Regions from separate parts of the Homo sapiens genome. Here region 2 is linked to region 1. A link is a loop called in an ENCODE intact Hi-C map of the cell type or tissue named here. Cell type or tissue: CD4-positive, alpha-beta T cell. All regions are shown on one strand. Links, peaks and the distances in the headings refer to the core of each region. The heading gives the core; the rest is flanking DNA. Region 1 has its middle 58 kb from the start of ERVFRD-1. Region 2 overlaps TMEM170B (transmembrane protein 170B).

The links. A loop is a pair of places that touch in the nucleus more often than their neighbours do. Peaks named below come from ENCODE experiments on the same cell type or tissue, not always from the same donor. Only the 100,000 strongest peaks of a DNase experiment are listed, where the experiment ranks them.
Region 2: a loop joins it to region 1, with 13 times the contacts of the local background. A loop is called at or near these places in 11 of 110 quality-filtered maps.

The regions. Positions count from the first base shown.
Region 1 is chr6:11,162,165-11,177,289 of GRCh38, forward strand. No RefSeq gene overlaps it. Among named protein-coding and RNA genes, the nearest start is that of ERVFRD-1, 58 kb to the left of the region's middle. RefSeq lists an enhancer at 10,392-10,686. In CD4-positive, alpha-beta T cell, for the core only: CTCF peaks have their summits at 10,539 (motif pointing right) and 10,748; a DNase peak (open chromatin) is centred at 10,537; H3K4me3 peaks cover 452 bases.
Region 2 is chr6:11,566,162-11,581,286 of GRCh38, forward strand. TMEM170B (transmembrane protein 170B) reads left to right here. Exons shown (of 3, transcript NM_001100829.3): 3 at 9,270-15,125. The coding sequence ends at 9,400. Among named protein-coding and RNA genes, the nearest start is that of TMEM170B, 36 kb to the left of the region's middle. In CD4-positive, alpha-beta T cell, for the core only: CTCF peaks have their summits at 9,553 (motif pointing left) and 9,752; a DNase peak (open chromatin) is centred at 9,560.

The DNA of each region.
Region 1 (15,125 bases), core at 9,124-11,623:
AGAATCGGGGGATTGTCTCCCTGAAGCAGGGTGGAGATCAGATGGGAAAGGGCAGGGTGTGTGGAATCAGGGAGGTCAGTTAGGAGGCCTTTGCAGTTGCCCAGCTTGCAATGATGGCACCTGGCAGTAAGGAAACAGCCATGGGAATAGTGAAAGTGAGCAGATCCTGTGATGTTAGAGGCTCACTTCTATTACTCTTGGCCGTTGGTTGGATATGGGGCCTGAAGGAATGGAATGATTTTCATTTCTGCCTTCACAAGCTGGGTGGATGGTAGTGCCTTTTGCTAGGCCAGACCACACAAGCAGAGGTTGTCTGCAAAATGCAGGCAGAGTGGTTATGCATGCTGGAAGGTATGGGAAAAGTGGACAAGGCTGGAGACAGATATATAAAACAAGACAAGCTGACCGAAAGCATGCTCAGCAGTCTTTGGCTCTCACAGAGTATGGAGACCATAACTGGCATGGCCTGCGTGGCTGTAGGATTTTTTTCCAGGCTCATGAGAGAGGTGGGTGCTGACTGATGCCCTGGCTTGGGCAGATGTCCCTCAGATCAGAGCAGGACATACTTAGATGCCAAAGTGTCCTATCCAACAATAGTCAAGAGATGTCCACCAATGTAGGAATAGATAAACAAAACATGGTATAAACATATCATGGAATATTATTCAGTCTTAAAAAGGAAGGAAATTCTGACCCATGCTAGAACATGAAGGGACCTTGAGGACATTATGCTATGATAGATAAGCTAGTCACGAAAAGACATATACTGTATGACTTCAAAATTCATAAAGACAGAAGGTGGAATGATGGTTGCCAAGGGCTGGGGCAGGGGAGAGTGGGGAGCTTCTAACAGGTTCAGAGTTTCAGCTTTGCAAGGTGAAAGTGTTCTGGAGGTCTGTGGCATAACAACGTGAATACAGTTAACACTACTGAACTGAACACTTTAAAATTTTCACCACAATTAAAAATTTAAAAAATTTTGGCTGGGCATGGTGGCTCAAGCCTATAATCCCAGCACTTTGGGAGGCCAAGGCAGGTGGATCACTTGAGGTCAGGAGTTCAAGACTAGCCTAGCCAAGATGGTGAAACCCCGTCTCTACTACAAATACAAAAATTAGCCCGGCATAGTGGTAGGTGCCTGTAATCCCAGCTACTCAGGAGGCTGAGGCGAAGAATCGCTTGAACATGGGTGGCAGAGGTTGCAGTGAGCCGAGATCGCACCACTGCACTCCAGCCTGAGCAAACAAGAGCGAAACGTCATCTAAAAAAAAATTTTTTTTTAAAGAAAGACATGCTATAAGCAATAAAGAAGTTTAGCTTGACTTACAACTACTCAGGAGGCTGAGGCAAGAGGATCTTTTGAACCTGGGAGTCTGAGGCTGCAGTGAGCTATGATTGTGCCACTGCACTCCAGTCTGGTGACAGAGGGAGACCAATCTTTAAAATGAATGAATGGGCCGGGTGCGGTGGCTCATGCCTGTAATCCCAGCACTTTGGGAGGCTGCGGCAGGTGGATCAACTGAGGTTAGGAGTTTGGGACCAGCCTGGCCAACAGGGTGAAACCCTGTCTTTACTAAAAATACAAAAATTAGCTGGGCATGGTGGCATTCACCTGTAGTCCCAGCTACTCAGGAGGCTGAGGCAGGAGAATCACTTGAACCCGGGAGGCGGAGGTTGCAGTGAGCAGAGATTGCACCACTGCACTCTAGCCTGGGAGACAGAGCAAGAGTCCATCTCAGAAAAAGTAAATAAATAAATAAAATGAATGAATAAATAAAATTTAAAAAAAATTAAAAGTGTCCTATGAATGCCTCTGAGTGGATAGTCTGCTTCCCTCTCACCTTGTTTGCCTTCACTGTGGTCCTGAGGCTGGCTCAGCCTGATGTCTGCTCTCCTGTCATCTGTTGACCGACTTTACCCGTGACCTGGGAATTCACACCTGCCTCCTGCAGAGGACAGGATGTTTTCTGTGGCCACTGCAGCACTGACTCAAATAGGGAGAGCATCTGGGTTTGCTCTCCCCACTTGTAGTTGGTGAATGACATGGAGGACTGATTCCTCTTGTTCCCTGCAGAAATCTATCTTGTGCTATTTAGCAAAAGCCACCTGCCAATGTATTTACACACCACCACATTTTATTAAGGGCTGAGAAAGGCTCAATGATGCATTCAGCCTTTTATAAATATTTCTTAAGATGAGCAAATCGGTACAAGAGGAACATAGGAGGGAAACATCAGGCCAGAGCTGCGATGGGTCCCTCCAATGCACAGCGTAAGGTCTTGTGCAAGTAGGAGAAGTGAGCCTTGCCTTTGACCCTGAGTGTCCTAGGGATCATAGCAATGAGAAAATCACACATGGAAATTAAATCTACCATGCTCATAAGACTCATTCAATAAATGCTTGTTAGCAGATATCCTATTCCAGGCACTTTTTGTCTGTGAGAACACAGCAGTGGATAAGACAGGCAAGTTTTCTTCTCTCGTGAGATCACATTTTAGGTGGAAGAAGGAAGAGAGAAAAAGGCAAGCGATGAGCATTCTGAGAGACTCTGGAGACCACTGTGTGCTGCGAGGTGGCTGGGGGGTACTTTGGACTGGGAAGTGTAGGTGGCTGGGCTTTGCGTGACGATAAGGGGGCTCCTGAGTGGCCGGGAGGGGAGCCGCAGGGCAGCAGGGTAGCTGGTGCAAAGGTCTTGAGGGGAATGCCTTTGGCTTATCTGAGAGACCAAGAAGATGCCCCCGTGGCTGGAATGTGGGAGGCGAGGTTGAGCTGAGGTCAGATGTCAGCGAGGCAAAGGGCAAAGAGGAGGACTGGCTGGCATTGAGCAGGTGAGGCGTGGGATGTGGTTCGTGTTTGTAAAGGCTCTCCTGGCTGCTGTGTGGGACTTGCATTGTATCCGGCAAGTGGGGAAACAAGGAGTCCAGGTGAAAGGCCTTGGCTACTGTCGAGGACAGAGACGCCAGCAGTTTGGAGCAGGCTGGTGGACTAGGTAAGCTCCCTTAGGGAGAACAGAAGGGGCCACAGAAGCAAGCCTTGGGCCCTGCAGCAACCAACACAGCCATTCAGGAGAGCTTGGCTTTAATTTCTCAAGGGGATCCTTAGAAAGAGACACTGGTGTGTAGCTGAATACTTAAAAGCATCACTCCCTCCTCCCTTCTTCCTGCTGCACCTTCCTCGGCTTCTCCCATGCTCGTGGGGTGCAGACCTGACATATCTTTTGTGGCGTGGCAACCAAGGAGTCCTCAGCCGTCACCACGACTGATGCAAAACCCAAGGAGGGTCAAAACAGGAAATGACATCAAATTCATTAGAAGGAGGTAGGATGGGATCATTCTGTTGAAGAGGAGACACAGAGCACTAGTGACTAAATATAAACCTAGTGTGAAGGCCAGGATTTGTCACCGAGGCTGATCATATTCTAATTTGGTGGGCGGATAATCAATGAAACAGATGCACCTGCACAGTTGGAAATGAAGGATGAAAATGCACATGATAGGCCGGGAGCGGTAGCTCACGTCTGTAATCCCAGCACTTTGGGAGGCCGAGGCAGGTGGATCATTTGAGGTCAGGAGTTCGAGACCAGCCTGGCCAACATGGTGAAACCGCGTCTCTACTAAAAATACAAAAATTAGCCAGGTGTAGTGGAGCGCACCTGTCATCCCAGCTACTTGGGAGGCTGAGACAGGAGAATCGCTTGAGCCTGGTAGGTGGAGGTTGTGATGAGCCGAGACTGCACCACTGCACTCCAGCCTGGGCGATAGAGTGAGACTCCGTTTCAAAAAAAAAAAGAAAATGCACATGATTCACTACCTTACACCAGAACCCACAGACACAAAAACACTCTCAGTTAGCAAATTACAGTTGGAGCCCAGCCCATCCTGACTTGTACACATAATTCTCTCTATCCCATCATTTGTTCTCTCCCTTCACTGTACATCAAGTAACTGACATATGTGATCAGATCTATTGTATAACACTATTATTATTTTTTTAACTAAATGGCTAGTGATATAGACAATAAAAGAAAATGAGGTAGAGAAAAACCTTCTTATGAAAGAACCCCTTAGGCCGGGCATGGTGGCTCATGCCTGTAATCCTAGCACTTTGGGAGGCCGAGATGGGCAGATCACCTGAGATCAGGAGTTTGAGACCAGCCCGGCCAACATGGTGAAACCCCGTCTCTACTAAAAATCCAAAAATTAGCCAGGCATGATGGTGTGCTCTTGTAATCCCATCTTCTCAGGAGGCTGAGGCAGCAGAATCACTCGAACCCGGGAGGCAGAGGTTTCAGTGAGCCGAGATCGCACCACTGCACTCCAGCCTGGGTGACAGAGCAAGACTCTGTCTTGGAAAAAAAAAAAAAGAATGCATTAGTGGTGTGCTTGTTCCACTTTTATTTTTGTTTCCCATTTAGTTTTTTACTTTCATTGTTTGACAAACAATAGCAATGACAACAACAGACTCCTCTGCATACTTATTTGATTAGAGAATTCCAATATGTTTCAATTATCATTGTGAAATCAAGGAGACTCATGACTTTTTGTACACAGCTGTTACATGTACGGCAATCAGTTTTTAAGGTGGGATAAATTTCTCTAAAATAAATGATCCTAGATAGCTTTCCTTCAAGTCAAGTGTCTTGCTGTTTAAATCCATTTCTTGTTTAAAGTAATAATATAAAAAAGTTCATCACTTTATCAACAGAACAGTGAAACTATTTCTTATAACAGGAGCAGGGCTGTCATATCATGTCAGAGAGTAAGAGGAATTCTATGAGATTTAAGAGGCCAAGACAGTGTGGTCCAGGTGCAAACTCATGGGTGGATTGGCTTGATCAGGATAAAGCTTAGCATAGCTAGAGGGATGGATGAGTTGTAAATCTTTGCAGAAACCTCTGTGAACGTTCATCACACTTCTTCGATGCAGTCACCTTGACCTGCCATCCACCTGGATGCTTTAGGTAGTAATCTTCCTGGAATCTGGAGGTTTAACCATGTGGCTTCCCAAAGATGCCTGCAGCTACCTGACCCTGGGAGGTTTGAAGACAGTGCTCACTCAGGCCCTGCCGACAGGAAGGCTTTCCCGGCCAAATGGCCAGAGACTTTGGGAGCTTTCAAAAGAAACTCTTAGTTGCCCCAACTCTGCTCTCCTCCAGGAAAAAATTACTGTAGAAGCCAAAGATAGGCAGTTTTTGCCTTTCCTTTTCCACGTGTTTGGTATGTAATAAGTCATTCTCCTGTGAGGTTTAATTACTTTGCATCCTATAGCAAGGCTAGGCCATATAGGATATTATCATATTTCCCCCCTTGATTTCCTGAAAGCTCAGTATTATACCAAAGATGTGTTTGGAAGATTACCGAGTAGTTATTTTATCTGTGCTTATTTTAACTCAATATCTACTTAATATATCTCACGGCTTTTGCAAAAGTGAAATGCGTGAGTAGCTTAAGCTCGCCCACGTTTCCAACCCTGCTTGATCAACTGTACTTGATTCTGCTTGGTCACCCAACAATTAACACACACTTCATGCTCGATCTATGAAAACGTTGACTTAACATTATTTTAGTCAGTCAGCAGATCCCAAGAGGAAATTCTTAGATTTGGAAAATTTTTGTGTGCTTCTTTTGTTTTCAATTTCAGAATGGTGGCAATATATTTGTTAAACATTTATATGAAGCTGACTATGTGCCAGACCCTGTTCTCAATGCTTTGTAAAGTTTAATTTGTAATTTTCAGTCTTCTAACAAGTCTGTGATACAGCGACTATGATTATGCCCATTTTATTGGTGAGGAGATCAAGATCTGCAGAGAGTGAAGTAGCTCATTGAAGAGCCAGAGATGAGATTTAAACCCAGGTTCTATTACTGAGGCCAAACTCTTCTAGATGAGATTGAACTGCTGTTGTTGTTGTTTTGACTTTTCATTTGGAAATAATTCCAAATTTTCAGAAAAGCTTTGAGACTAACAATAGCACACACCCTTTACTGAGATCCACTTACTGTTAACACAGATAAAATTGCTTTTCTAAAACACGCATGCCTATATAGTCACCTTTACCCTAGAATACTTGAGTGCATCTTTGCTAAGAATAGGAATATTCTCTTACAGAACCACCGAGTATTTATCCACTTGAGTAAATTTAACATTGATTTAATTTATTCAATGGTAGTCTGTATTTCCATGATGACAGTTGACCCAATAATGCCCTTTCTTATTTCCTCTGGGATGGGATCCAGTCTAGGGCCCGACATTTGGATCTAGTTGTCATGTCTGTCTGGCCTCCTTTAATCAGAAACATTCCCACAGCCTTCCTTTATCTTTCATAACAATGACAGGCAGCAGAATAAGTTTCCCTGTGCCTTTTAAAGACAGAACAAATGTTCTTCATTGTGTTTGTCTGATGTTTCCTCACGATGAGGCGAGAAAATGAAATACTGCGTAAGTGATCCTGCATCCGTCTCAAAAAAGGTCTCATTTCTGGAGACACTGATGTCCTTCTCACCTCATTGGCGGTGTTGATTTTGATCATTCCTCCCCTCCAGGGCGTTGACTGATTTCCCCATGGTGTAAATTACTAGTTTTCCTTTGCATCTAATAAGCAGCCTGTGGGGAGCCTGAAATATGTTTCTTGCCAGGTGGAGGCACGGTCATAAGGAGCAGTGTGTGTGTGTGAGGATGGAGAGAAGCCCTTCCCTTCTAGGGGAACGTGAGGAGAGTGGAGGGTGCACTTCCTCCACCTGCAGCTGGAAAGTCTGTGCGCCTTTCAGTGATGAAGCTTACAGATGGATGTTGCAGGGCTTTGGGTAGGGCCTGGACCAGGCTCCAGGTAGAGTATTTCGGGCTTGGATGTTTTCAGGCACCAATAAGTCAAGCTTGCATTGATGATATTACAAAGTGGCAGAGGTGCCTCCTGAATGAAAAAGAAATGGAATCCTAACCCTGACTTCTGTCTTTGAGGGTCAAACATATAAAAACATGTCTGATGCCGGATTTCTGGGAAGGGCATTGGTTTCTGGAGGGGAGATTGATAATGGCAGAGATGGAAGTCTGGGCCAGTTTCACACCAGAGGCAGGGGGAAGTTGCAAGGAAAGATTGATTTAGGGTGTGAAATTGCCAACAGATGAAGTTGTTCCACCTGGCACCCTGGTGGTGGATGTATATGGAAGAAAACTTGCTATGAGCCGCAGTTCTGGAGCCCCTCCCTTTCTACTGTGGAACATATTGGCTCAGCACACGGAGGAGCAGAGCCCATGCTTCTTTATACATTCAGAGAGCATCAGAGCTCTCACATGTGGCTAATCACATGTAATCAAAGATAGTAGCTAAAGGCTGGGCGCAGTGACTCATGCCTGTAATCCCAGCACTTTGGGAGGCTGAGGTGGGCGGATCACTTGAGGTCAGAAGTTTGAGACCAGCCTGGCCAACATAGTGAAACCCTGTCTCTACCAAAAATATTTTTTTAAAAATTAGCTGGGTGTGGTGGTGTGCACCTGTAGTCCCAGCTACTTGGGAAGCTGAGGCAAGAGAATCGCTTGAACCCTGGAGGCAGAGGTTGCAGTGAGCCAAGATCGTGCCACTGTACTCCAGTCTGGGCGACAGAGTGAGACTCCATCTCAGGAAAAAAAAAAAAAAAAAAGATAGTAGCTAAAAAAGAGAGGATGAGGAATAATTTTGAGGAATAATTTAGGTAGAAAAGATGGTATGGAGAGAAAATGTAAAACCCAGATGGACCCATAAGTTACTAGTTACTGATATTGGGCATCAAATTTGTCTCTGACCTTTACAGTAAAGGAAAACATGATCAGTTAATTGCAAAAATCTTGTTTCCATGAGAAAAAGCATATCAATTACTCAGGACAAATGAAATATCCCCTGATGCTTAAATATGAATACGTTTGCCTATAATTTGCTCATTGATCATAAAACTTTTCTTTTGTTTCGCCTTCTGTCCATTTTCTCTATAATTGTTGTTTTGCTTGCTGGTGCAATGGTTGAAAGGCCTATAGATGCTGTAAGTGCTGAAGATCTGAGGATGAGGATCTGAGGATGAGGATGGGATGTACTGAAAGTGTTGGGTCATGTTGACAGAGAGCATGGGGTGATTAACGTCACAGTCATCCCAAACCATGGATTCTAAATCTAGGGACAGGTTTTGGCCTGGTTACAGCAACTTTGCAAAGGAGTATATTGCAGCTGAGATCACCCGGGGAACTATGAAACAAGCAATAAAACAAAAGATCTTCAAGGAACACTGAGAAGGGGACTTGTAGGGATCTGCTGTGCAGCGCAAATCCAACCTCAGGAGCTTACAGCAGAGAAATCACATAGACATTCAACGAGAACAACCAAAGTTACTAAAGTAATTGTGGAAAAAGGTTATATAAAGGGGAAACAATACAACAGTAACTCATGGGCACTACATCCTGCCTTTTGAAGGAATTTTATTTTTAGTTATTGTTAAGGATCCTGCAATGTTCTTTTTCCTTTAAAGGGCTCCTCCAAGCCAGGCGTGGTGGCTCACGCCTGTAATGCCAGCACTTTGGGAGGCCGAGGCAGGCGGATCACTTGAGGTCAGGAGTTCAAGACCAGCCTGGCCAACATGGTGAAACCCCGTCTCTACTAAAAATACAAAAATCAGGGGGACGTGGTGGCAGGAGCCTGTAATCCAAGCTACTCGGGAGGCTAAAGCAGTGAGGAGGCACAAGTTGCGGTGAGCCGAGATGGCGCTGAGAGGTGACAGCCTGCTGGCAGCCCTCACAGCCCTCGCTCACTCTCAGCACCTCCTCGGCCTTGGCGCCCACTTCGGCGGCACTCGAGGAGCCCTTCAGCCCACCGCTGCACTGTGGGAGCCCCTTCCTGGGCTAGCCGAGGCGGGAGCCGGCTCCCTTAGCTTGCAGGGAGGTGTGGAGGGAGAGGGGCGGGCGGGAACCGGGGCTGCGCGCGGTGCTTGCGGGCCAGCGTGAGTTCCGGGTGGGTGTGGGCTCGGTGGGCCCCGCACTCGGAGCGGCCTGCCAGCCCCGGGCAATGAGGGGCTCAGCACCCGGGCCAGCGGCTGCGGAGGGTGTGCTGGGTCCCCCAGCAGTGCTGGCCCACCGGCGCTGTTCTCGATTTCTCGCCGGGCCTTAGCTGCCTCCCTGCGGGGCAGGGCTCGGGACCTGCAGCCTGCCATGCCTGAGCCTCTCCCCCACGCCCGTGAGCTCCTGTGCGGCCGAGCCTCCCCGACGAGCGGCGCCCCTGCTCCACGGCGCCCAGTCCCATCGACCACCCAAGGGCTGAGGAGTGCGCGCACACCGCACGGGACTGGCAGGTAGCTCCACCTGCGGCCCCGTGCGGGATCCACTGGGTGACGCCAGCTGGGCTCCTGAGTCTGGGCGGGACTTGGAGAACCTTTATGTCTAGCTAAGGGATTGTAAATACACCAATCGGCACTCTGTATCTAGCTACTCTTGTGGGGACTTGGAGAACCTTTGTGTCCACACTCTGTATCTAGCTAATCTAGTGGGGAGGTGGAGAACCTTTGTGTCTAGCTCAGGGATTGTAAACGCACCAATCAGCGCCCTGTCAAAACAGACCACTCGGCTCTCTGTAAAATGGACCAATCAGCAGGATGTGGGTGTGGCCAGATAAGAGAATAAAAGCAGGCTGCCTGCACCAGCAGTGGTAACCCGCTCGGGTACTTTTCTGTACGGGTGTCTTTCCACGCTGTGGAAGCTTTGTTCTTTTGCTTTTTGCAGTGAAGTTTGCTACTGCTCAGTCTTTGGGTCCACACTGCCTTTATGAGCTATAACACTCACTGTGAAGGTCTGCAGCTTCACTCCTGAAACCAGCAAGACCACGAACCTACTGGGAGGAACGAGCAACTCCAGACGGGCAGCCTTAAGAGCTGTAACACTCACTGCGAAGGTCCACAGCTTCACTCATGCGCCAGTGAGACCACAAACCCCACCAGAGGGAAGAAGCTCTGAACACATCCGAACATCAGAAGGAACAAATTCCAGACACGCTGCCTTTAAGAACTGTAACACTCACCGCGAGGATCCGCGGCTTCATTTTTGAAGTCAGTGAGACCAAGAACCCACCAATTCCGGACACAGCTCCACTGCAGTCCAGTCTTGAGTGTCTGAGGCAGACTCCGTTTAAAAAAAAAAAAAAAGGATCCTCCAATGTGGGATGGGGGTGGAGGAGCTTGGAGGTGGATTCATTCCTTTGGGTTCAGTTAGCCAGTCAACAAACATGAATTGAACTCTTTGTGTTAGTTAGGTAGTGAGATGGGAAAGATGAACTCATGGTCCAAGATGCCCTGTGTCTGAAATATACAAGAGGCTAGGGAGATGTGCAGCAAGGAAGTAATCGTACTGCTACGTGGTTGTGGAGCGCTTAAGAATTATTTTGAATGCTTATTTTCACAACAGCGAATCAGGTCTGCACTAGCATTCCTATTTCCCAGGCACGTTAGAGATGAAATCGGTTGTAAAAACCAATTGTCCTCCACCTTTCATTTCCCATCAGACCACAAGGGGGCGCCGTGCGAGGCGAACACAGCCTTAGATCTGCAAAATGCTGGTCGCTGCGTGAGGGGCTTCAAAACATCCTAGGTGGTGCCCAAAGACCTTGTTGCCTGAGCTGAATAGGTGCTAGCTATTTGCACTGTCAGCGCTCTAAAGGATTTCTGGGGGCCCCCTTTCAACGGGAAGCCACCTGGTACGTGTAAACACCCACAAGTTCACTCCCCTTTGCAAGGGGCAGAGGACCTAGTAACTTTTCTCTAGAGCGCTCTCCTCTGCATACAGGTCCCTACATGTCCCCTTCTCAGTGCTCTTTGCAGATCTTTTGTTTTCTTGCTTGTTGATTTTTCTTTTGCAAACAGGATTGGGGGACCCATTATTTATCCAAAACCTTCTTTTGTCAAATCGTAGGTCCTTTCCAGTGTAGACTGGATGTCTAGACAGAGAGGTAGAAATAATTGCCCAAGGGCAAGGACAGCCTTCACTAAGTTGTCCATTTACATCTTTACATCATTCTAAAAATACACCCACACCAGCCCTTTGTCTTGATATTTTAACATTGGGCAAGGCTGAAATAAGTTACTTCTCTGACCACTGTTTAAAATGTCTCATTCACAACCATTGTTCTTGGAGACTTCAACTTCTTTAATAGGAATTTAAGTCACAAAGGGCCCAGATGGTTCTGAAAAAAAAACCCGTTAGGCTGCCTGGGTCATAAAGAAGGCTCATAAACTGCGCTTGGATGATGACTGGGTGAGGGGCTGTGTGGGGGATAGACAATGTCTGGTGTCTGGTGGTCTCCTGACTGCCAGGCAGGCCAGAGAAAATTAGGGGTATGTTTTCATTTAACATCATTCCCTGCTGACTCTTGTCTCTCTGGAAAATTGACAGTTAGGAGACAAAGTAAGGTGCCCTTTTTGTTAACTCAGTTTTCTTAATTATAGTTGTTGGGAGATGACTTAAATCATGCTGTGAGGTATGGTGGTGGTTCCTGCCCCTCAATGCCCCCTCCCAGGCTGCAGAGGAATTTGCTTTAGAGATTGGTAATAGTTGAGTCTGAGATGAAGGTCAGTCAGTGTGCTGAAGCTTTTCAGTTGCCCTTGTAGAGGTTTCTCCCCCTGCAGGCTGGCCTCTACTCATTAAAACCTTTTCTTTCTTTCTTTGTTTCTTTCCTTCCTTCTTTCTTTTCCTTTTTCTTTCTTTCTTTCTTTCTTTTCTTTCTCTCTTTTTTTCTTTCTTTTCTTCTTTCCTTCGTTCGTTCGTTCTTTTTTTTTTTTTTTTTTTTTCTGAGTCTCACTCTGTTGCCCAGGCTGGAGTGCAGTGGTGCGATCTTGGCTCACTGCAACCTTCGTCTCCCAGGTTCAAGCGATCCTCCTGCCTCAGCCTCCTGAGTAGCTGGGACTACAAGCTCCCGCCACCATGCCTGGCTAATTTTTGTATTTTTAGTAGAGACAGATTTCACTATGTTAGCCAGGCTGGTCTTGAACTCCTGACCTCATGATCCCCCCGCCTTGGCCTCCCAAAGTGCTGGGATTATAGGCGTGAGCCACCGTGCCTGGCCTAGAACTATTTCAAGGCTGTTTTTCTCTTTTCTTTTCCTTCTTTTTTCCCAACCATAAAATAAGCATGTGCCTACACATCCACGCCCTAGGAGGAAGTAAAGTGGGCTTAACTTAGCCTCCTCCAGATAAGAGTCTGGAGGTTCTTGCCCAATGTTGCTCCTCCCTCATGCGCTTTGCTCAGTGCCAGGGAGGGGGAGTGCAGTAAGTGTGGATTGCACCCCAGGCTGGTTCCATGGAGATGGAAATAGCGTTGGCACATCCTAGCTCATGAATGGATCCACATCCATCCAGATGCCCAGCCAAGAAGCCCTTCCCCGGGCTCCTCATCATCATGCACCAGGTGCTGTTCATCACTTTTCCTACGGACTTGCCCTCCCACGTCCCTGGAACCTATCTGCATCTCCCCATCTCCACTCCTCCATTCTAATCCAACGTATCTTCACTGCTTCTCCTAGAACTGATTCAATGCCCTCCTAACTGAACTGCCAGGATCCACATGGCCCCTCTTCACCACTCTCCACACTGCAGCCAGGGAGCTATTTTCAGAGCAAAAATATGATGGTGTCATATAGCTGTTTAAAATTCTTTAATTAGGCCAGGTGCAGTGGCTCACACTTATAAGCCCAACATTTTGGGAGGCTGAGGGTGGAGGATCTCTCAAAGCTAGGAGTTTGAGACAAGCCTGGGCAACACAGATATCTGTCTCTCCAAAAAAAAAAAAAAAAAAAAAAAAAATTAGCTGGGCATAGTGTCATACACCTGTAATCCTAGCTACTTGGGAGGCTGAGATGGGAGGATTGCTTGAGCCCAGGAGTTCAGGCTGCTGTGAACTAGGGTCTTGCCATTGCACTTCAGCCTGGGCAATAGAGCAAGACTTGTCTCTTAAAGAATAAAAATAGGGCCAGGCGTGCTGGCTCACGCCTGTAATCCCAGCACTTTGGGAGGCTGAGATGGCGGATCACAAGGTCAGGAGTTCAAGACCAGCCTGGCCAACATGGTGAAACCCCATCTCTACTAAAAACAGAAAAATTAGCCGGGCGTGGTGGTGTAGGCCTGTGGTCGCAGCTACTCGGGAGGCTGAGGCAGGAGAATCACTTGAGCCTGGGAGGTGGAGGTTGCAGTGAGCCAAGATCACACCACTGCACTCCAGCCTGGGTGACAGAGCTTTTGTCTCAAAATAAATAAATAAATAAATAAATAAATAAATAATCTTTCAATCATTTAATGTGGCCTTGAAGGCCTTGCATGGCCAGGTACCTGCCACTTCTTCAGCCTCATTTCTCACCATTCTCCCACTTCTCTGCTGTGCGCCAGGCACACTGGACTCTTCCTGGTCCTAGAACACAGCAGGATCCTGGGGTTCTCAGGGCCTTTGTCCTTACTCCTACTTCTGCTTGGAATGTCCTTTCCCAGCTTTGCTTAGATAAAGTCCATTCACTCATCAGATCTCACATCAAACATCTTTTCCAGAAGAAAGCCATCCCTGCTCCCCACACTACTTTAGGATGCGCCAATATTCCCTCTTATGGAGCTATGTATCTTGACTTCATAGTGTTTCATAGAGTTGCGCTTTTCTTTTCTTTTTTGACAAAACCAACATTTTTTTTTCACTCACCAGATTGGAAGTTTCATAAAGCAAGGGATGTATTAAATTTTTATTGCTTCCCTTGTACCCTCAGTGCCAGGTACATAATAGGTGTTCAATAAATATTTGCAGAACAAATGAATGATTGAAGTTGTATTGATAGTAGTGCAAACTTGGAGGAGAGGCTAATAAAGCCTGTCCAAAATATACCACCCACCAGGTGTGTATAACTTACTCTCTGCCTTTCCTGACTTGTATTTTGAATGTCAGAGATGAAGGTGAATAACAATGAGTAAATAGGATGAAAGAACAGAAAAATCAAAGATACTCAGGAATGACTGAGTGGCCCAGAGAGGCTGTTCAGGAGAATTCATGAAAGGATATAGTAGGAAATGAGAGTGAAAGAGCCATTTGGGGTTAGATCATGATGGGCCTTAAAAGCCACATCATATACTTTAAAGTGTTAGACTTTAGAGAAAGAATAATAGCACATAAGTGATGCTGTACTAGAAACAAGCTGTGGTCTCACTATATTTACTGTAAAGATGATATGTCATGATGCTGTATGATTTACTGTGTTATATAACCCGTTATGAAGACCCTGGTGAGAAATCTCTCTGAGGTCCCAGTATGGGAAACAGTGGGCTTGATTTCATTTTATGGATACTTATAAATCATATAACGGATTTCATTTTCCTTCCTTCCTTCCTTCTTTCTTTCTTTTTCTTTTTCTTTTTTGAGATGGAGCCTTGCTTAGTCGCCCAGGCTGGAGTGCAGTGGCGTGATCTTGGCTTACTACAACCTCCGCCTCCCAGGTTCAAGCAATTCTCCTGCCTCAGCCTCCCGAGAGTAGCTGGGATTACAGGCTCCCACCACCACGCCCAGCTAATTTTTGTATTTTTTAGTAGAGATGGGGTTTCACCATGTTGGCCAGTCTGGTCGTGAACTCCTGACCTCAGGTGATCTGCCCACCTTGGCCTCCCAAAGTGTTGGGATTACAGGCGTGAGCCACCGCACCCGGCCGGATCTCATTTTCTTTATCTCATGGGCTGTCCAGAAAACTCAAGGCCAAAGTTCACAGGCCTTTGCAACATGCATTTTGTGTATGAACTATGTTAACAGCTACGTCTTATTTTTTTTACCTTTATTTTCTTTTTATTCAGTTGTCTTCTTCTAAAACGAAAATATTGTATGCACCTTAGTCTTTGTGGGGAGAAAGAGACTAGTTATATGAATTAATAAATAATGTGAGTATTTTACTATTAGGAAAATTAATTGCAAAGAGGACCATATTCAAAATCACATACAAATGTCATAATATTTAAAATTGCACGCGAATATCTTTTGTCCATGCCTCTTACCTGATTTGGGGTAAAGCTACCAGCTAAACCCTGCTCAGGTCATGACTGTAATGCAATTACCCAGAGAATATCCTTTGTACACTTTTCTACCTGCAGCTCCCAGAGTGCTTG
Region 2 (15,125 bases), core at 8,078-10,577, 400 kb after region 1:
AAAAACAAAGGCATAAAAATATGTCAGTGATAATTATCATAAGCAAAAGTATAGCCCTGAGGTCCTTAATGTCATCTGCCTGTGACTACAAAATAAAATTGCACTTTCTTCTTATATACACATTATTATGGCCTACTAGAAATGAGCTGTGCTAGAGTGTCTTCTAGTGCTTTGCAGGTTTCCTGCTGTGCTGCCTCATGAGCTTTTTTCAGACAAGTTTTCAGGTTCATTCCCTCTGGACTTCTCTGTTTAACACTGTACTTAGGCCCAAACTCCAGCCTTGACTTCAAAGAATTAGTTTATGGTTTTGTTATCAGCAGAAGGTATCCAAGTTACCAGCAGCAAATCCATACAGGTCTGCAGCAGCCTCAGTTCTTACCTCCTCAGAAGAAATAATTCGACTGAGGGGTGTAAGACAGAAAAAGACACCAAGGCAAGCTTCAGAGCAGGAGTGGAATTTAAAAGCTTTAGAGCAGGAAAGAAAGGAAAGTACACTTGGAAGAGACACAAATGGGCACTTTGGAGGTCAAGTGCCCCATTTAACCTTGGTGCTATGACTTGCTGGCCCATTTCCAGTGTCTTGCACCCCTTTTCCTTCATTCTTCCTTTAGGGTGAGCCACCCGCATGCGCGGTGTCCTCTTTACACTTGGGAGGCGAGCATGCGCAGTGTGTTTAAGAAGTTGTATTCATGCTCATCTGAGGCTTTCTTCCGTTTTCCGGTGGAATGCCCCCAAAGGTCATACTCCACCATTTTGTTTTAATGCACATGCTTGAGCCCACTTACGCATTTCCTGAGATTTTATTGGAAGCTACTGGTTACCAATTTCAAGTGTTTTTATCCATTGGGAAATTGCCTCTCCCTGGTGCCTGTGACCAATTATCATTTTAGTGTGACAACTGCCGGACCATCACCTGATGGTCACCTGACATTCCTGGTGGGTGGGGGCAGCCCTCTCCTGCCCCACTCCTGACAACCTACCTATTGTAACAATTTCTGCAGCCACTGGTTGAGCAGAGCTTAGGTGTGTACCCTGTTGAGACTGGAGCGTGCCACATCTACTTGCTTAGTGTGGTTGTGCCAGGAACCGGGTGCCTCTCTGAGCTGCTGTTGATTCTGTGACTGCCAATGCAGAGTACATGTGTCTGTTGCCCTTCACGTCTGGCCTATTCCCATATGTCAGGGGCAGCTCACTGCTACCACTGGATCTGTTTTGGGACTCTCTGACAGTTTCTTCTTCCTTTCTAGTTGATTCTTGCCTCAGAGATAAGAAGGCAACCTTGTCTTTATGATGCAAGGGATTCCCTTCTTTACCCTTTCCAGAGTGATTGACATCCTTTGTCTTGAGAGGAAAGCCCTACTCCCATGTTCCTGGGTATGTCCTATGGCACTAATAAGACAACCATAAAATACTTGTGGGAAATGGGGAGGAGTCTGTTTTCTTATCCTTCAATTGCTATTTTTTGTTATCTTGTGTTAAGTTTTTATAGTTGCTTTTGTTGTTTCTGCATTCAACCTATAATTTGATGATATGGATGGTACCTCATATGCTTTGTCATAGACGGGGTTTTAAACAGGTACTCAGGTTTAGCTAAAGCACATGGTCTGCTTAATAGGAGTAGTACCAGATTCAGTAGGAAAGATAGAACCGAGCCAGATTCCAGAGGGCCTTGGAAAGCTATCTGGGAAGTTTGGGCTTTATTCTGCCGGCCATGGAAAACAAATGGATATTTTTGAATGCAGTTGGCAAGGGACAAGCAGTTCAGTGGGAAATTTTGTTTTATAGTTGAATATAGAATTAATGTAAAGAAGCAAGAGAAAACCCTGAAAGAGCAGAGACCTGGTCTGTCTTCATCACTGCTCGATCCCCAAAAATAAAACAGTACCTAGAACATAATGGATATGCAAAACATATAGGTTTGATGGATAGGAGTGAGAGAGGAAGAGAGGGAGGAAAGGAAAGAAAGAAGAGGGGATAGGGAGAGAGAATAAAGAGGAAGGAAGAGGAATTAAGAGGCATTAACTGTAATCTAAACTTGAGGCCAGGTTCTGAACTAGAGTAATGGCCGTAGGTTGGGAAGGAAGGAGTTAATGTAAGAACCATACAAAGGACAAAAAATCTAAATTAGTTATTCATTGTGGTGGCATACAAACAGATATGAAAGGGGCTGCCAGTAGTTTTTGACATGGCCACTGTTGTAATTGTGCAACCATGAACAGAGGGGGAAGGAAGAAGGAGCAGCTTGTTTGGAAGTTTAAATGGTATGTGTATATATATATATGTATTTATTTGCATATATTATTGCAAAAGTTTAAAGAGAGCATGAGAAATGGAATTCTTCCATTTATCTCTGATGATATGTGTGTATATATAACCCATTTTCAATTCAGTCAAGAATAAAGTAAGCCAGTGATTTTAGAAACTGCAGTGTTATATTTTTAAATCCTTAAAAATGTAAGTCTGACACAATTTCAAGTAAAAATTTGTGTCCATATTAGCAATAAAACATTTAATTTTTTTCTGGCTAATTATCTGACCTGCAAACAGGTGAATTAGGAAAACTAGCCAATGTGAATAGTGATATTTATTTTCTTAATACAAGTTGTGAATACTAGTGCACTCATAGCTGTATCTTCAGTTCAGTTATTGATTGCTAAATACCTATATTCAGTAAGATGCTGACTGAATATAGTTACATATTCATTATATTTTGCTACTTCTTAGATTTTATTTTGAAACTAGAGTGATTTTTCATATAGTGTTTTTAGTTAATACCAGAATTGGGAGAAACTGGTTTCTATATAATGTCTAATTTTAGCTGTTTAATTTTAGCCAGTCTAAAAGTGTAAAGTAAGTTCTCATTGTTGGTTTAATTTGCATTTCTGTGATTATTAGTGAATTTGAGCATCTCTTCTTATGTTTATTATATATTTAGGTTTTCTTTTTTACAGATTGCTTCTTTAAATTCTGTGGTTTTCTTTTGGTATTCTTGTTTCCTTTTTATTAGGTTACAGATATTTTTATATATTAGAGATATTGACCTCTTGTTGGTTTTGGACTTTGCAAATAATTTATCTCAGTCTTTTATCAGTTACCTTCATCCATGATATCATTTACGGAGCAGAAATCCTTAGTTTCGACATGATCAACTGAAAGGGTTTTTGTCTTATGGTTTATACTTAAAGATTTTATTAAAGAAGTTATCCTCCATTCCATTGCCAAAAGATATTCTGATATATTTTCTTCTATTAATTTTACAGTTTTTCCTTTTGTATTAAGGTCTTTAATTCACCTGTAGCAGGAAGTGGCAAACATTTTTGTAAAGGGCCAAGTAATAAATATTTTAGATTTCGCAGGCTAGTGGTCTCTGTCACATTATTCAGTTCTGCCAAGGTAGTGCAAAAGCAGCCATAGACATATGTAAATGAATGCTCATGGCCTGTTTCAGTAAAACGTTATTTCTATTTACAACAGAGGCATCGGGCATTCAGGCCATAATTTATCCTCCATATAGAGTCTACCTTTGTTTTAGGTATTAGATAGGATTCTATGTGTTTTTTTCCCCCACTGCCATATAGTAAATCAGTTTTTATCATGCCAAACACTAAAAAATTCATCATTTCCTTGTTGATTTGTAGTGCCACCTTTATTGTATATTACATTCTCAAAGTACAGGGATCTGTCTCTGAACTCTATTCTGATTCATTGGTCTTTTTATCTATTCTTGTAGAAAGGTCACTTTTTTTTTTTAATCCCAGTGGTTTTGTGGTATATCTTAATATCTGTCAGGAATAGGTCCCTCTTGTTACTTTCCTTTCTCAAAGTTAACAGCTGTTGATGGGCCTTTATTCTTTCATATAAATTTTAGACTATGTCTACTGGATCGCTCAAAAAGTATGATAATGATTTTTATTAGGATTTAACTGAATATAGAGGATAATTTGGGAAGAATTGCCATATTATATCACCCAAGAACATGTAGTGTAGCTCTATTTATTGAGATCATCTTTTACGTCTTTTATTAGAGTTTAAAAATGCTTTTCTCAATAGGAAGTTTGTATACTTTTTATGAAGTTAATTCCCAAACTCCTGTTATGGCTATTGTGCATGGATATCTTTTGATTACATTGTTTAGTTTTATTGGTGTGGAGAAATACTATTAAGCTTTGTAAGTCAGGTATATGAAAGATTAACAAAAAACTGGTTCTTTGGAGAGATAAGATGAATAGACTGCTGGCAAACTAAGAAAAAAGGGTTAAGGCAGAAGAGTAAAATACAGAGCATAATAGAAGAAATACTAAATCTCAATAATAAAGATAGAGAATTATAAAAATAAAATAGTTTTATGAACAGCTATACCTAAATATAAAATGTCAAAATTTGACATAAGGGGAAATAGAACATATGAATAGGAAAATAATTATTTTTGCCAATTGCAATATTAAAAACCCTTCTTCCAAAAAACTCCAGGCCCAAAGGGGTTTACAGGAGAATTCTACCAAACTTTCAAGAACAACTAGTTCATATTTGATCCAAGTTACTGCAGAAAATAGAAAGAATAAAAGCTGTGCACAGCTTGTTTGCAGAGGTCAGTGTAATCTTGTTGCTAAACAAGATGAGGGCTACACCAGAACCTTAGGAATTGCTATTCTTGGAATGCAAAGATAATTCAGTATCAGAAATGAGTGCAGCTGTATTTCAAGAAAACATTATTGATGGACACTAAAATCAGAATTTCATATAATTTTCATGTATCATGAAATGTTAATCTCTGGATTTTAAAAAATCACTTTAAAAATGTGAAAACTATTCTTAGCCTGCATGCTGTACAAAATAGGTGGGTGGGCCAGATTTGTGGATTGTAGTTTGCCAACCTCGATCTAACTATGCAAACTGATAGAATCAACACATTATCAAAACTAATTCTTGCCTTAACCTTGTTCTATTTTTTTTTCTGTTTTTCCACCCATAGCTCTTTGTGCCTCTTCACCCTTAACCTTTATCATATGCTTGCTTTTTTTTTTTTTTCTTTTTCCATTTTAGAGATAGAGTCTGGCTCTGCTGCCCAGGCTGGAATGCAGTGACACACTCATACCTTACTGTACCCTTGAACTTCTGAGCTCCAGTGATCCTCCCAACTCAGCCTCCTGAGTCGCTAGGACCACAGGCTATCATTTGCTTTCTGTCAGGAAATACACAGGGCAGATCACATCACTTTTCATTGGAATGCTCATCTGCAGGCACTTGATGTTGTGTATCAGTGTTTTCTGTCTGCTGATGACTCTCCTGTTCCCCTTCGTTCTTGTAGTTTTGTATATTTTACTCACCTTCAGATCATCTTGGCAGTATTGCTTTCTCCACTTCATTTGGGATCTTTCCTTATTTCTAATTGATCATGTTTGCCACTGTTGACAGTGGCAGATCCGCATGCGTTATTTATTTCAAGAACCCTATCCCACTTCTCTGCATGCCTGCATATATTAGCCTCATAAATCACCAAGAAAATAAAGATCTTAATGTACTCTTTCAACTAGCTGTTGTTCAGCAAGACACCCTAAGGAGAGTGAAAACTAAAGAACAAACTGGGGTAAGATATTTGTTAAAATAATATATAACTTCATATAATTGTAAAAAGATTAATATCTAGACTATATATTTTTTAAAAACCCTGTGACTCAAGTTATAAAAAGACAACCCGGTAGAAAAGTGAATAAAGGACTTAAGCATTTCATAGAAGTAGAAACCCTAATGGCTAATAATATGTGAAGAGAAACTCAATCACATTAATTGCCAAGGATTTGTAAATTAATCAGATAGATAATATCTCTTACCCACTAGATTGGCAAAAAAAATTAAAAAACAAAAAAGGATGTCACCTGCCTCTGAGGATATGGAGTAACTGAAATACACATTGGTACAGCTAATTTAGAAAAATAATTTGGCACTATCTAGTCAAGTTGAAAAGGCCCATACCATAGGGCTGAGCAGTTCTGGTTTTACCCGTGGGTCATGGAGAAACTCTTGACTGCATGTGTGTGCTAGGGGTCGTAGACAAGAACATTCACAGGAGCAGTGTTTGGGATTGTAAAGGACTGAAAACAAAGACATGTTGTTGGCCATAGAATGGATAAATAAATTGTGGTATATTCATACTTGGAATTCTGTATGGCAGTGAAAATGAATAAGTTATAGCTGCATACAAGGAATATAGTTATTTCCTACTATATTCCATAATATATTTATGCCCTGCTATTTTAAATCAAGAGTTTATTTAACTTTTTCATTGTATACCAATATTTTTATTTGATAAATAGGATTGAAAGATATCCTGGCATTTAAAATGAAATATCTTTCATATCCTGACATTTAAGATGAAAGTTTCTTGGAATTTTAGGGGTGTTTTAGGCAAGTTAGGTATAGAAGTTAAGTTAGAGTTTAAAAATTTTATTACGTGAGTAATATATGATTATATTCATTATGTAAAACTCAAAACATTATAGATAGAGCAAAGCCCCTTTTGACCAACACTCTCAAACTAGTGCTCTTCTCAGAAGTAAGCCCTATTTTCAGTTTGGTATGTATCCGCCAGATATTTGTTGATGCATTACATTCATTCATACATATTTACATACATACCGCATACATACACACATACATATGTATGTATGTACTAGTAGAGAATATGTATTGTTTTATGTTTTATTTTCTTTGTTACCTAAATGATATATCTAAGTTATTTTTATTTCAGTTCATACAAATCTATATTTTCCTTTTGAAATTGTATGGGTTCATGGTATGGACTTCATATAGTTTATCTCCAACTGATGGTGGACATTTGTTTTGTTTTTGTTTGATTACAGAAATGCTGTATTGATTGTGTGTGTTTATGCATGTATATATGTGTGTTTATATTCTAAATATTAATCATCAGTTTGTTTTGCATATAGCAAATATTTTTCCAGTCTGTTCATTGATGTGAAACCTTTATGGGTTTTACCCTTTTTTTGTGGTCTTAAGATCTCTTTTCCTAGGATCATAAACATAATTCTCTTACATTTTAAAGTTTAGATGTGTACTTTTGTTTTTAACATTTAGTTATTTAATCCATCTGAAATTTATTTTGGGGAATGGTGTGAAGCAGGGACCTAAATTTATTTTTTTGAAATGGCTACCAGTCATTCCAACACCATTTATTGAATGGTGAATCACTGATTGGAATTATCTTTATCCTTTACTACTATGACGACTACTAGCCAAAATTTGTTGAGTACATACTAGGATCGTCCACTGTTTTAAGCACTTGACAAGTGTCATCTCTTAATCTTCGTGCCCACCTATTTTACAGTGGAGGAAGCAAGGCATGGGAGGCTGTGATTGTCCAGTGTAACACAGTTGCTAAGTAGTGGAGCTTGGATTTTAATCCAGGAGCCTGGCTCTACAACCCATGCTCCTCACCTTATGTAAGCATGCAACGTTTGAATTGACACAGTTGTTTGCCATTTCGCAGGCAGCCTGAGCTAGTAATTGCTTCGATTTTCCCCTTGCTGTGGATCATGATTGAAAACTTAGTATCAGAGGGATGGAGGCTAAAATGTGGTTTTTAAAATGGAAGATAGTCATATAAATCTAGGATGAATCCAAAGAGAAAGAGTATTACTCTAGTTTATTTTAACATAATTTCTGATAACAAAGGTGTAGGATACTTAATATTTTTAAAGAATGTCATCTAATCCTAAAATTTGGATATGTGACCAATTATACAAGTGATTTCATTGTTTGGTTAAGTAAATGTTGGTGCTACTAGGAGTTTTGAGATGCTTATTAGCTACTTTATCATTCTCTGAATTCTTCGTTCTCATTTTCACTTAGTATAAATATGAAGTGATAGAATGATTTTGGGATTTATAGCCAGACTAACCTGGATTGAAAAATCCCGGCTCTTGTACTTGCTGTATTTCCTGGGGCTAGTAACTGAACCTCTCTGAACCTCTGTTTTTTTCATCTTTAAATTAGGTGATAATACTGAGGGGGTGGTATGATATTTAAATATGATAATATTTGTAAAGTTCCTGCAAAATACATAGTATATGGTAAGTACACTATTTTAATTTCCTTTTATTTTAAAACATGTATATGAAAGTCCTTGGCTTAGGTTAGTAATTTGCTTTTCCTGTTTACATCTCTTACAGAGCAATACAATAACTTTTATTTGGAAGATTTTGAGTGAAGTACAAATAATTAATCTTTAGCTAATTTTTTTCTAAGTTGACAAGTAAAAATTATATTCTAATTTTCATGAGTAGGTTTCCGTCTTAATTGTAATTGTCAATTCAGTATTTTCAGATAACTTCTCGTCTTTGTCTTATGTTCTTTTATCTAACCATTTTAGGATATATAGACAGTTTTTCTAGAAAAAGAGTTTTCAGGCCATCTCCATCTGTGGGATGGCATATTATAATTTAAATGTTTCCTCCTTTATGGTTCCTAAATGTACTTTTAAAGTTAGCCGCTTAGATACCACATCATTATGGATGGTCTGTGAAGATCAGATGTTGAATCAGATGAGCACTGAGGTTCCTCATACACTGAGATTCTCCCGTTCTCAGAAGTGTACATTACCTAAGGAACCTCACTAGAATAGATGTCAGGTTCATTTTCCATTCTTATTAGACGTCAAGATACTAGTCTCCAAATAACTTAGAGTCGGATGGTTTATTTAAAAAGCAAGAACTATTTTGTATGGTAGATTGTGAGATGGATTAGTCAGGTATTATATTTTACATGATATTTAAGAATTCATATTATTCAGAAAAGATACCTTTAATATTAAAATATTTATTAATAATTTAGAAATTACATTAAATTATGTTATTTTTCTGCATTATCACTTGTAATTATCAGTATGTTATACTGTATGTTTACAAAAATGCTAAAGAGGTCTAGTTAATTGAATGCCCAGGTGAGAGGTTGCAATAATGAATTATTCATTGTTTATGAACATATTTGCTATCAAGTATGCAGCATATACCATAAATATATATCTTTTGGTTGAATAGAAAAGTCTGTTTTTCAAATAAGTGGCTAAGTGTATTATGGTAAGTTGTAACTTTCACCAATCACAGGGAAACTTTTTCATAGAAAGTGGATAAAATGAGAAAAAAATGATGACTTATGTTTTGATGAAATGAAAAGAGCTCTTAAGGTGCAGCATGCAGTGTGTTATAAAACGAGTGACTGTATCCCTTCATTTTTCTCCCGTTTCTCCTTAGGTGCAGCAGTAGCGGGCATTTACAGAGTAGCTGGGAAGAACATGGCCCCTTTGGAAGCGCTGGTATGGGGCGTTGGACAGACTGTACTGACATTAATCATCTCCTTTTCAAGGATCCTCGCTACACTTTGAGGTTTCTGTGGGAATGTCTTACTTCACATAAGGAAACAGATGTACAGATTCCCTGAAAACGGCATTGTTAACAAGTGGAAATGAAATTGTGCAAGAATGTGGACTGAGCAGGTCAAAGCATAAGGAAGACCTTGAGCTGTGTGGAAGGATTGCCCTCTGGTGTTCAAGTGATTGCACTACCGCACTGCACCTTATGTGCCTCTGTCTCAGGCAAGGTGCATTAAGACACTATGTAAAGTTACAAGAAAAAGCACCTTGTTTAGCTGCCTATCAGGTTAACATTGGTGTTGAAATCATCGTTCCTAACAGTGTTATGTTAAGTTACAGGGACGTTTTGAGGTATTGATATATGTGCCAAACTCTTTTCTTTTTGTTAACATTGATCATGTGACAATTTGCAAGTGTAGATGTAGCTGAGTGCTGTGAACATATTTGACATGAATTCAGGTAATGTACTAAGATTTTTGTTCGGTAACACTAAATCCCGTATGAGTGCTAAATACTGAATTGTTTAATATGAGAGAAATTATTTGGTTTTTAATGTTGCGCGTTTCTGGGATTTAGGGCTTCAATATGTTTAGGTATTATTGTTATTTAATTGATGTGGAAGATAAGTCTTCTTAACTGAAGACTAGCTCAACTGTTTTAAGAACTCAGAGTAGCTCTATAGGGTGCATACTTTTCACCAACTTAAGTAACACCCTTTTAATAGCTTCTCTCATGCATCCATATTCTGTTTATACAAATTCAGAAACTTGAAGGGTCATACACATTGATTGTAGTTTGTGCGTCATAAAAATGTAATTTGAAGATTTTCTTAAAAATTTTTGTAAGAAAAAAGTCTGAAATGCATGTTGCATTCTTTGACCCTTCTAAAGAAAGTTTTTGCCTTGTATCTCATGGACAAAACATCTTTATAACTAGTATCTCAGTGGGATTGTATTACGTGTTGCATATATCTTGATTTTTGACAAAACATAAACAGTCTTTCATTCTGGAGTATTAACTGTTTTTAGAGACTGGCCTAAATTAGGCTCTGGAAATAAAGACCTCATTTGTAGAAATAAGTAACAAGTAAGTTATATAGGAAGAGTAATGAACTATTTTACTTTGGACATGTGGCAACATCATAATTTTGCTAAGTAAAAATTGGGGAATATAGTAGATAATTTTAAAATTTGGCAATTAGTCTCAGCATATCAATGCAGTACTGAGCGTGTATTAGAGTAATTCAGTTGTTCAGTTCTTGATTTATGATATGAAGTTATGATTTAAGTTTAGTAGAAGAATCTGTGAGGGCATATAGCAAAAGTGGAAATGTCCTTTATATAAAACATTTTAAGAGGTTCTGGCAATACGTAATTGTAAGAGTATAGGAAGTAGGGTTGAACTGGTCTCCTAATGAGATTTTTTTTGGCACCAGATACAATTATAATGTGCTAACTCAAAGGAGACATTGCAGAGAATATGAAGTTAAGGATAATCCAAAAATAACCTGGTAGCCTTGCTGTTTAATCCAATTTGCTATAAAAGTAGGCCTTTGTTATATTACATTCAAATTTAAGAACTTTGTTACCCATACCACTTTTTCTCTATCCAGAAGCAGAGTATATCCACAACTTACCAATGAGAAGTTGGAGAGGCAGTACTTTTCTCAGTATGGAAGCCAATTTGGGAGATTTACTAACACTGGCTTGGAAATTTGTTTTAAAAAAATAATAAGCAACTATGCATGGATCTTTGAAGTAAATCTTAAAATTGATTATTTTTATTATGTACAGGCCTGAAATTGTTTTCATGTGTTCTTTATATTCCTGATGTTTTTACAAATTAAATTTAGGCATAACTTTTCCAAGTCAATCTGATTTTTTCTTTTCTGCCAGACTTGAATTGTGTTCTTCTTTTACTTTGGCTATTCTGTCAATAATTTAAAGCATTCGTATTCTTCCAGAGGAATTACCAATAGCATGTGGAAATTGTTTCAGATCTCCAGAATGAATACTTATTTTAACATATGTTTATTTTATGATTTAAGAAAGTTATGGTAAAGTAATATGGAGCATGATTCATAATCCAAAATTAACAAGAAAATAACTTGGATACATTAAATGTACTAATGTGTGGACCAAAGAGATTTAAACTATTGTTTTTACTCTAGAATGAAAGTATAATTGAACGGTTAATAATTAGTTTGTAGAGTGTCCTGCAGTTATTATCAAGTTGCTTTACATTATCAATTGTGTGTGTATGTGTATACTTTTAATTTTAGGGGTTATTTTTGGTTTCTTTGCTGTTTTCAGTTATTTCCATTGAGATTTTGTGCAACTGTCTCTCTTTTGATGTTTTGAGATGCAGTTGAATAGTTTGAGTTTGTGAATTGTCTTAATAGCTATTTATATGCTGAAATTTTTAAAAAGTTAGTAGCTTTCCTATAGACACAAGAAATGTTTAATGATATATATACACACACGTATATATCATTATATAGGTATATAGAGAGCTGCTATATATGAATACAGTCTACTTGGAAAGCTTTTTTTCAGTGAACACTTTCATGTTCTAGTGGAAAATTTGTTCAGTGTAATGATCTTTTAAATAGGTTTGAGGATGTTTGAAAATTTTGAATTTTGGGAAAATTTTCTTCACTTAATAGAGCTGGAGACCCTTGTTTGGGACATGACAAAAGTCCTTATTGATGTATTTGGGTTATATACTTTGTTAAAATTCGTATGTGATTTAGCAGTACATTTTCTTCGTGACAAATGCAAGAAGGGAGGGAGGATCCTCTATAGTGGACACTCCTTTATTTAAAAAATGTTTAATAAAATATTGTTTATAGTGAAATCAGCTCCCCAAAGAAGGAACTCCTACATGCCCAAACTAATTACAGTTGAACATACTGATTAAAAATGCCATAGATCACAGCTAGTCAGGAGGCCTCAAATAAACTGCAAATAATGCTTAAAACTTTAAAAGAAGGAGAACCAGCAGTCTTCCGAACCATGGGACAGTTCCAAGGTAATAGCCTACCTTGCCTAGGATAAGTGAAGTCCTAAATGATGGCTATCTTCAGGGCCTGGAGCAGAATTATTCTTTAGATCTTAATGTTTACCAAACAGTGTTACAGTTTGTTACCCAATATACTTTCTTAGTATTTGCAGCATACATTTCACTGCTCAAAAAAGTATAAGGGTTTTGTTTGTACTTTAAATGAGAGAAATAAAGAAATGAGTTGGCCTGTATATCTTGTATTTGTGATATGAGCAACGGGATAATTTGAAATCACAGAATGTTGTGGGAAAGGTCTTTAAAGAACCTCTAATGAAGAAAATGTGGCTGCCACATTGATGTACCTAGGCTGCCACTCATACAGCAAATAATTCTATTTTGTAAACACTTCGTGTGGATCCACTATGTAAAGTGCTCTACCAAGTATTTTCTCTAGTAAGAAGTACAAGAATTACCAAGATGGAATTCTTTACCTTGAGTACACCAAGAGCTAGCAAGATGATTTTTAAATCCTAAAAAGTTTGGGACAACATTTTGCTTCCTGATTTTAGTTGAGAGTTAGCCTGTTATCCCTCCAAATTCTCATTTTCCTGGTTCATCCACTAAATAGAATTTCCATAACTGAGATATCATGGCTGTGACATAGTGAAGAGAATACGAGACTCCAAGCCAGCAACACAGATTGAATTAAGACTCTGTCACTTGTCAACTTTTTGACCTTGAGCAAATCACTTAACTTCTCTGAGCCTCAGTTCATACTCCGTAAAATGTGACTAATACCTCATGTAGTTATTGTGAGGATTACGTGAGATTGTTTATGAATGGCAAAGCAGTATGTATTTCACAGTAAATGATCAACTGATAGTCTCTAGAATTTTTTTAAATTACATTTTGCAATTGCATTACCAATTGAATATGTTGTTTTGTAAAATTCATCAATTTTGTTTCATTTCTATATTTTCCTTACATATGCTTTAGGAAAGAAACTAAAAACGTTTTCTTATAATCTTGCTTCATCTCCTTTTCACTTTTTCTTTTTAAAATCAGCAGATCTTTAAGAACCTTTTGTGAATTGGTGGTGGTGGAAATGGCCAGTGCAAGCAGGATTAAATTAGGAGTTCTGTTGACCACTGGTTAAAATAGGAAAAGGGTAGAGAGGTAGTCAGCCTTGACTCCCTTATCTATTCCCACTTACTTCCCTTGGATTCATTCAGCCATGTTGATTTATTGACTTTCTGCTATTTGCTAATTATTCTTCTTGAAAAGTAAGAGCGATATATAACCCTTCAGTCTTCTATATGTCTGTTTCTTCTGCCGGCCCTGGGCCCTTGGCTCTACAGTGTAGTGCCAATTCTGTAGAAAAATAGAACGATATTCAGTGTCTACCAAGTTCTTTCTTCCACAGGCCAAGGGTGCTTAAGCCCTAGCTGTTATTTTGTTTCTTTTATTTATTTATTTTTTGAGACGGAGTTTCGCTCTTGTTGCCCAGGCTGCAGTGCAATGGCATGATCTCAGCTCACCGCAACCTCTGCCTCCCAGGTTCAAGCGATTCTCCTTCCTCAGCCTCCCGAGTAGCTGGGATTACAGGCGTGCACCACCATGCCTGGCCAGTTTTGTATTTTTAGTAGAGACAGATTTCTCTATGTTGGTCAGGCTGGTCTCAAACTCCCGACCTCAAGGGATCCACCCACCTTGGCCTCCCAAAGTGCTGGGATTACAGGTGTAAGCTGCCGTGCCCAGCCTATTTTTTTTTAACTTCAAATACTATTATTTTAAATTTATGTTCATTATGTAATTCAGGGAGTAACGATGCCTGGAGCAATTTCTGAAATATTCTCAAACCACTTCACTCTTGACACTACAGATTTTTCTCTCAGTCTCAATCAGAATCTCTGCAGTCATTATTTGTTTTTAAGATGTGAGGGACGAGGAAAATTACTGAAGAAATTCTAGCAGATTTCGATTGCAGAGAAATTTGGTAACACTTTTTGGGTAACTGGGTAAATTACTATTTCTTTTAATAATCGGGTGAAACTCTGAATTGTTAAAACGGACCAATAATCAAATGGTTTTATAATCTTTCTTAACTTCCCGTCCTTGTTATAACATCTTGGAAGAAGACTCTTCAGGATAAAAAGGATATTATTTGATTAAAAATTATAGCATTTGGAGAGGTAACACACAAAAACAAAAACATATTTGACAAAGCGCCCTACATCCTGTGTTTTGTTAGGACTAGAAACTATACTGGATGAGTATGTATACTGCATGTTTACACATGCTGTGTTTCTTTATATGTGAGGCTTCACTGACCACCGTGCATTTTGAAATTGTATTGCATTTTGTGTGTGTGTGTGGTGACAGGTTTGCTCTTCTCACTTAAGGAGCTCTGGTCTGTGTAGGCAGTACAGTGTTGTTAGGGAGGTTGCTGAATTATCTAAAAATGTATCCATGAATTTGGGGGAAATAATGCTTAATATCTGAAGTATTTTCAGTAAATGTGGAGATATATCAGATAATACTTTTAAATTAGTGGAAACACATTTCTGAGTGAACTGAGCTATGAACTATAATCATCTCTTCCCCTGAGTTTAGGGAAGTTGTTTTCACATTCTTTACATTTATTGCACATATACTGAACTTACATAATAACTCTTCCCTGATTTTGAGAACGAATTTAGCAATTTCCTAAAAATCTTCCTCCTCTTTCCATACA